Regions from separate parts of the Mus musculus genome. Here all the other regions are linked to region 3. A link is a loop called in an ENCODE intact Hi-C map of the cell type or tissue named here. Cell type or tissue: heart. All regions are shown on one strand.

Region 1 (2,500 bases), 190 kb before region 3:
ACTGTGCTAGAGATGGATCTCAGAGCCGAGCACATGCTACAGATGTGCACGCTTGGCCACTGAGCAGCTCTATCTCCAGCAACTCAATTCTTCACAATGATGATAATGAGTGGAATACCAAATAGTGGCACATGGTCACTGTGATCACAGTGGCCAAATGTCACCTCTTCAGAAAGGCATCCTTGTTGAAAGGACCACCCAAAAGGTACCATCCAGCCAGCTTGTCTTTCTGCTTTCTGGTCATTACCCATCTGTGCCTTCTGCCTTATCTGGGTACTTGTTCTGGTTCCCTCTCTCTCTGCAGGAGGACATTTGGCATGTTCTGGCCACAGCTTTATGTGCAATACCTATGTGTGCCATGCCTTAGAAGGCAACTTTGTTAAGTTAATGATGCACAAGAAATTCAGGTTATCAAGTCTGGCTTCATTTTGGCTGTCATTTTCTCCTTTTTTGTTTTCGAAAAGTTTTTCCAGATTCCGTAGAGTTAAGGCAGCACACAAGGCCAGAGATAATAGGAGATAGGAATTCTCGTTTCACAGTCTAGTTATAGTTATAGACGAGGAGTGGTGGCTTAACAGATTATAAGAATTTCTATCTTGAAGAGAAACAACTGGCCTTGGGAATAAGTTATCTGTACCCAGAAATGCTCAATGGAGACAATTTTATATTTTCCTGGAGATATTGCAAAGAAGATTCATGCATCAGAAAGCCACTTTATTTCCTGACCTTTAATATCCCCCTTCGAATTCTTCCAGCCTGAAGCTCCTATGACCATGAAAATACTATACACTGAGGCCAGAACACACACCAACACGGTCAGATGTAAACTGAGAGTCTTTTAGCCTCCAGTACCCGGCAGATGCCTGTTTACTGCTTTCATATCAGGGCAAAGTCTTCCTGCTGGCCTTCACTACAGGGACCTACGTTTCTGTCTTCCAAAGGGAACAGAGTAAATCAATGGTAGATGAAAGTGGGAACTGGACAGCCACTGTAGTACACTGAGCTCCATAGAGACAGTACTGGGGCAAGCAAGAGCTGGATAGCCACTTGGCTACTCTGTGCCTCGCACAGGAAAACCAACTCCATGTCAACAGAGCCCAGATCCTAACAAGCTGTGAAGCAACAATGTCATCATGTGAATTCTTTGTGCAAACTCGCTGGGAGGAGCATGAGAAACATCCGGATGCTTCCATCAGCTTCTTGGTAGGGGGAGGGGGGGGGAGTCTAAGAAGCGCTCTGAGAAGTGGGTGACCCGTCTGCAGAAGAAAGGGGCATGGAAAAAGCTGACAAGGCTTCTTATGAAAGAGAAATAAAACCCTACATCTCCTAAAGGGGAGGCCAAAAGGAAAGCGCAAGGACCACGAAGCACACAGAGGCCTCCTTCAGTTTTCTTCCTGTTCTGTTCTGAGTCACACCCCCAGAACAAAACCGAAGTACTTCCTTATCCATTGGTGACGTTGCAAAGATACTGGGAGCGATGTGGGGCAGCTCCACTGCAGAGAACAAGCAGCCCTGTGAGGAGGCTGCTGAGCTGAAGTAAAGAGGAAAGGGTATTGCTGCCTAGAGAACCAGAGGAAAACCGGATGCAGACAAAAAAAAAAAAAAAAAAAAAAAGCAGGTCTTCAGGGCTGGAAGAGCAAGAAAACCAAACAAACAAAGAAGGAAGAAGAGGATGAAGAAGATGAGGGAGGCGATGAGTACGCTGGTTCTAGTATGGGGTTCTTCTTTTCTATAAAGCATTTCAGCCCCCTGTACATGATTCACTCCTTTGTCCTTTTAAGGAAAAAACACTGAAATGTAAGGATGTGCAAGATTTGTTTTAAATCCGTACATTTTCGTCATTGTCTTCTTCCTCCTGCTCCTCTTCCATCTCCTCCTCCTAGTACAGTTAATAAACTACTGAATGTGTCTTCAGCTAGCCCTAATAAAGTTGCCTAGGACAGTCTTGGGGTTGTAAATCGGTATGGAAATTTAAAGCAGGTTCTTGTTGGTGCACAGCACACAATTTAATTATGTATGAGAACACTAGTTTTGTTTTTGTTTTTTTTAACCTTCAGTTGTTTCTGATGCAGCTTATATGAAAATAACCAATGTTCTGTTAACAAAATGCCACCCTGTGGTTGCAAAAAACAAAACAAAACAAAACAAAAAGGAAAATAGAAAAAGAAAAAAAGCAGCTGTTTTGTTGACATTCTGAATGGTTCTAAGTTAGTGCTTTCTTTTTTAAATTAAAAGAGAAAGGAAGGAAGGAGGGAGGGAGGGAGAAAGGCAGGCAGGCAGGCGCTGGAGGAATGTCTCATTAGAGGACTGGTTGCTCTTCCAGAGGACCCAAGTTCAATTCCCAGCACCCACATGCAGATCACAGCTACAACTCCAATTCTAGGGGACCTGACATCCTCATACAGACATACATGCAGGCAAAAACACCAATGCATGTGAAATAAAATGAATATGTTTTTTTTTAAGGAAAGAAAGGAAATACTTGAGTCCTGGAACAAGG
Region 2 (2,500 bases), 100 kb before region 3:
GCTCGGTCCTCATTGATAGTGCTAGTCCAGCCAGGACTACACATCAGACATGGCAAGACCCTGTCTCAGAAAGAGAAATAAAAACAGGATTGAGGAGATAGTGCACTCATTAAAATGCTGACTTTGTTGACTGGGACCCCCTGAGCCCCAGTGGAAAGCCTGGTGTGGTGGCATGCCCTTGGTATCTGAGAATTTAGCAGAGCTCAGAAGAATGCTTTGGGTTCAGTGGCCAATTAGTCTACTTGGTGAGTTCCAGGCCTCTGAGAGACTCGGTCTCAAAAGAAACAGTGAATGCCTCAAAGACAACTAAGATTGGCCCCCAGTTTACATACATGTATAAGTGCAAACACATACACACACAAACAGAAAAGAAAACACACTGAACACAAGCTGGATCTGGTGGCACAAACCTTTAACCCCAGCATCTGGGAGATGGAGACAAGAGGATCTGGGAGTGCCAGGCCAGGCTTCATGGTGAGGTCTGGGACAGCAGAGCTACCTATGGAGACCCTGTCTCAGAAAACAGAAACAAAAACAAAACCACTTGAACAGATTTTAGGAAAAGGACAACGGTCTCCGTTATAGTTATAGGAGAGACAGATTTAACCTAGAACGTGCTAATAGTGTAGGCTTGTTCAGTTCATTTTAAAGAAAGCAACCATTGGGGGGCGGGGGGATCCTGGAGAGCATGGACAGGTTTTTAAATCAAACCTGTATCTCTCACCTGCCAGGTGTTCCTCGGAAGCTCTGAGGACACCCACCTTACGGCACTCTGTAGTCTGAAAGGAAACACTGAGTGGGGGTGTCTCTGCCCCGTGAGTCATGTATTTTGTCCCTCTGTATGGGGTGTGTGTATCTGTTTTCCTGTTGATTTGTTGATTCGTATGATTCTCTCTGCAGCTTTCCACCCATATTTTCCAATAACTCCTCATTATAGTCACACCCTCACAGAGGGACAACTGTTACTGGTTCCCACAAGAACGGGGCTGAGAAGACTCCAAGAAGAGGGCCCAGGGGACAGGAATTTGAGAAGCCTGGCCAGTTGCACACTGACCTCTTGTCTAGATTAGAATCGTCATTCTTCAGGGCTAAACATGAAGCACTCGTGTAAATGAGGAGAGTTATTCAATCTCCTCTCTCACTGATGGGCTTAACCAAATGCTTTTATGAGAATTGGTGTTTGCCCTGACATGAGAGAAGCCATCAGGTGGCCACCCTCAGAAACTGCTCTTAGGGTTTCAAGCCAAGAATCTCTATCCATGTCATTATTTCCTTGTATTTCTGCCCTGTAGAAACTGCTACACTGCTGGGGCACATAGTGTTTCCAATTCTACCTTCTTCCAACATTAAAATGTCCTTTCTCCTTTTGGCAGAGTGATGGATTGGCAGAGGCAGTGCCAGAATAGCAGCCGGTGAGAGTGAAGGTTAACTGGAACTAACCCAGACCAGCACTGGGTCCAACCTAAAGAGCCTGAACCTTGGGAAGTATTAAGTCAGTGTCAGAGAGGGTGCGGCTGTGAGGCCTGGAGAGCAATCAAGCACACAAACGAGAATGGTGGAAAGAAAGCAGAGCAGAGACCAAAAAAGGAGGATCCAAGATGGAAGGCCATGCACCGCCATGGGGCATCTCAAAGTGACTTTGCGGTTCTGTTGGGAAGAAAAGGATTCAGGGTGCCAAGGCAGCTACCACTGGCAATGGAAAGAGCTGGGTGGTCATGAACAGGGAAAATGTTTACTCCTCTTCATCCTTTACAGTGAAAACCACCTCCCTCTAGAACCCTGTCTCTTTCTTCCCTTCAGTTTGAGGCCACACTGAATGTCCTGTTATCTTTGCGTGGCACTTGGTACTATGAAGACACCATTTCATAGTGTGAAGAACCTATATAAAGTTGCACATACTAACTCTCTTGCCAAAAGCACCATTTACCTCCTTTGCCTTTCCATTCTCACAATCAGGCATAAGTACTATTAGGTACATATAGAGAGAAAGAGATTCACGATGCACAAATTGTACAGTGCCCCACGAGGGAAGGAATTGCATTCTTTTTGAGGGTCTGTGCTTTCCTAGGTGCACCTGTTTTGTTCTTGCTTTGTAAATTGATGCTCTTTCATTTATAGTGGTTCAATTTGTGATGGTGTCAAACCATATACAGTGATGCATCTGAATATTCAGTGCATTTTGATGTCCTGTGGGGCTGGTAATGTGTGGGCTGAGCATCAGTAGAACGTCCTGACTCCCAGCCAGGGAGGAGACAGGCAGGGTAGACAGCCCATTCACTGAGGAGTGCCATCATTAAGATACGACTTCAGTGGGTAGGAGGCATAGGAAATGCTTTTTGGATTCAAATATTTTTCAACTCACTGTAGGTATTGCATGGCATAACCTGGCCACCATTTGCGGAGAACTCGTCCTGTGGCTTTCACTCTCTGCACTTCTCTAAGTCAGGACCGACAAGGCAATACAACAGGATGTCTGCTAAGATGCTTAGCTGTACCCTCA
Region 3 (2,500 bases):
TACACTGGGATGTGTATGCCATAGAGCTGGGTTTCCCCACCTGTCGACCCCACTTCCCCCATGTGCTCGCTGCGGGATGACAACCACAACACTCCAGAACCACCCCCTCCAAGGAGGCGGGGTTATGAGATCAACCAATCAGAGCCCGCGATCCCGGGTGTCCAACCTATGGGGTGGCCGTGGCCATGCAGGGGTAGGACATAGGGTGGTCCGGGAGGGGCCGCGTCCGTGGGAGGAGTGCACGTGTCCAGAGAGGCGGGGAACCCGCGGGCGTCCAGCTGCCGAGGCGCCGGCCGGGTGTCCAAGTCCGGCTGCCCAGTGCGGTCTTGGACTGGGAAAGGCAGGCGATCGCCCGCAGAGGAAGACCTGTCCTTGTGTCCAGTTCCCAGCGAGAAGGAAAGACACAAATAACAACAATAGTACCTCGCGCAGATCGGGCAGAGAGGAAAGTTTCTGGCCCGCGCCAGAGTAGAGAACGCCAAGGCAGGGAGATGCTATGCAAGACAGGAGGAGGACACTATGGGAAGAACGGAACAACCGGAGGGCTGCGCGGGCAGGACAGGGTCCCGGGTGCGGTCCCCGGGAGGCGAGCGGCGGGGTGCGCTGTCCAAGGTGCAGGGGAGGCGGTTGGTGCGTGGTAGGCGCGGAGCCCGAGCGGACTCTAGCCGGCCAGCGATAAAAAAGAGCGGAGTACATCTGTGTGGGGCGCTGAGCACCCCCGGCTCATAAAAGTGCGGGAGCCCGAGGAGCGTCGGGGAAGGGCGCAGGGGGCTCCCCCACACCGCTGCCTTCCAGCCTCACCTCCAGCTCCGCTCCCCTCCCCCCTCGCCCACTCCCCTCGGTGCCTTGTTCCCCGGCCACGACGGGGGCGGGACCGGGAACCCCCCATGGGCGGCGAGTCCCTACGCCCCGGGGATGCTGCGGGCCGCGGAGCCGCTTACCTGGGGCCGCGGTGCGGGGATTCGAGGCAAGCGAGCGCCGGGCGCGGCGCGGCTCCTCCTTGCCTCGGCGTCTCCTCCCGATCGCGCTTCTGCCGGACTCTGTCCAGGGCGCCGAGCAGCCAGACCCGGCTAGACTGCAGCCTCCGCTCGCGCCGCCGCTGCTGCCGCAGACAGAGGACGCCCCGTGGCGGCTGGAAGCCTGTGTGAGTAGCAGCGCCCGGGAGAGTGGGATCTGCTCAGGGGCGCTGGAGACTCCGCGGCTCGGGGCGCGCGGGCGTGCGCACGCGCGCCTGAGAGTGTGAGTGAGTGTGCGCGCGCGCGCCCAGGAGTGGGGGGAGTCGCGAGGGGCGGGGGAGCGAAGCGGAGAGATGCTCGTAGGGACCGAGGCAAAATTCGTCGCCCCCGGAAATCCGTAAAGCGGTGAAAGGATGGGCGGCCTGTCTGGCCCGAAGAAGCGACTGGCCCGGCGGAGAAACCAGATGAGAGGCGGCGTGGCGCGCTCGAGCTCCGGATCCCGGCCGATCTGGAGCCGGAGGAGCGCTCTGCCACTGATGCTGCACAAGTGGTGCCCACGGCCGAGGATCGCGCTATTCCCTCGGGGGAGGAGCTGAGGCGACTCGCTCGTGCCACTGCTGCCAGTTTGAATTTCTAGGCTGGACGTTCAGGGACTGGTCTTGGTACCCCATGGTTGCCATGGCGACCTTGAAGGCGCCAGGCAGGCGACCGGGGTGCGGGGGGGAACTCGGTGCGTGCAGTGGACTCCAGGATGCTGAGATGCACTGCTCAACCCGGCGCTGTCTAAGGTTGAGCCTGGGCACAGAGGTTTTACCCAGGGTATTAGGATGCCTCAGTGGTGGTTGGGATCGCTCCAGATGAAAATGTTACCTTTTTGTTCTCCTTGGAAGCCACTTTCCCTCAAAGTTAGCCACCTCCATATAGAAGTATTGGCCCTCTCTTTGTTAGGATTCTGCCAACTGTCCCGATACACAAGTAACTCAAAGCAAGCTGAGAACACCTTCATCACCGAGCGCTCTAACACCTTAGAGATTATGACTAAATCCCACTTATCTGTCCTATTCCTGAAAGGTACATCGAGCTGTTGGTATAGTTTTCCATGCTTACTTTAAATAAGCAGACTTTATTCACCCAAGAATTCCTTCCAGGAGTGTAAGGTCCGTGTTGCAGTTGTCATGCTCTTCTTGGCAGGAATCCTCAAGAGCGGGTTAGGGTTTGCACTTTTGCCTGCCCTCCAAGACTTGCACAGCGCCCCTGTACACTGTGTGTTCTCTATAAATGTTGAATGAATGACATTGTTTTCTAGCTTCACATATCCTGAAGGCAGAAACTCAGATGGTGGGAATGTCATTACCATCCCACTAGGCTTGCTTGATTTAAACGTATGCCAGTTCCCTGTGTGAAAGACTATTTTTCCCCTCGGGCTGCCAGGCCCCAGTGCAAAGAAGGAACATAGGAGAAGACTGACCCATTGTGCAAATTTACCAAAAGATTCACGAAAAGAGCACTCAGAAAGGAACTTGGTGGTATAATCTGCCTGAGCA

The links. Peaks named below come from ENCODE experiments on the same cell type or tissue, not always from the same donor. Only the 100,000 strongest peaks of a DNase experiment are listed, where the experiment ranks them.
Region 1: a loop joins it to region 3, with 1.9 times the contacts of the local background. A loop is called at or near these places in 4 of 42 quality-filtered maps.
Region 2: it touches region 3 in a loop (2.1-fold over the local background); 2 of 42 quality-filtered maps call a loop at or near these places.

What each region holds. Positions count from the first base shown.
Region 1 is chr14:77,342,812-77,345,311 of GRCm38, reverse strand. All of the region lies in intron 3 of Enox1 (ecto-NOX disulfide-thiol exchanger 1), which reads right to left. Among named protein-coding and RNA genes, the nearest start is that of Gm41217, 27 kb to the left of the region's middle. In heart, no CTCF peak of the experiment used is centred here; DNase peaks (open chromatin) are centred at 1,041 and 1,451; H3K27ac peaks cover 732 bases.
Region 2 is chr14:77,258,834-77,261,333 of GRCm38, reverse strand. The region is part of intron 1 of Enox1 (ecto-NOX disulfide-thiol exchanger 1); the gene reads right to left. Among named protein-coding and RNA genes, the nearest start is that of Enox1, 100 kb to the right of the region's middle. In heart, no CTCF peak of the experiment used is centred here; a DNase peak (open chromatin) is centred at 1,003.
Region 3 is chr14:77,155,484-77,157,983 of GRCm38, reverse strand. Enox1 (ecto-NOX disulfide-thiol exchanger 1) reads right to left here and starts at 1,221. Exons shown (of 19, transcript NM_172813.3): 1 at 942-1,221. In heart, a CTCF peak has its summit at 1,124; DNase peaks (open chromatin) are centred at 183 and 1,193; H3K4me3 peaks cover 2,165 bases; H3K27ac peaks cover 1,700 bases; H3K27me3 peaks cover 789 bases.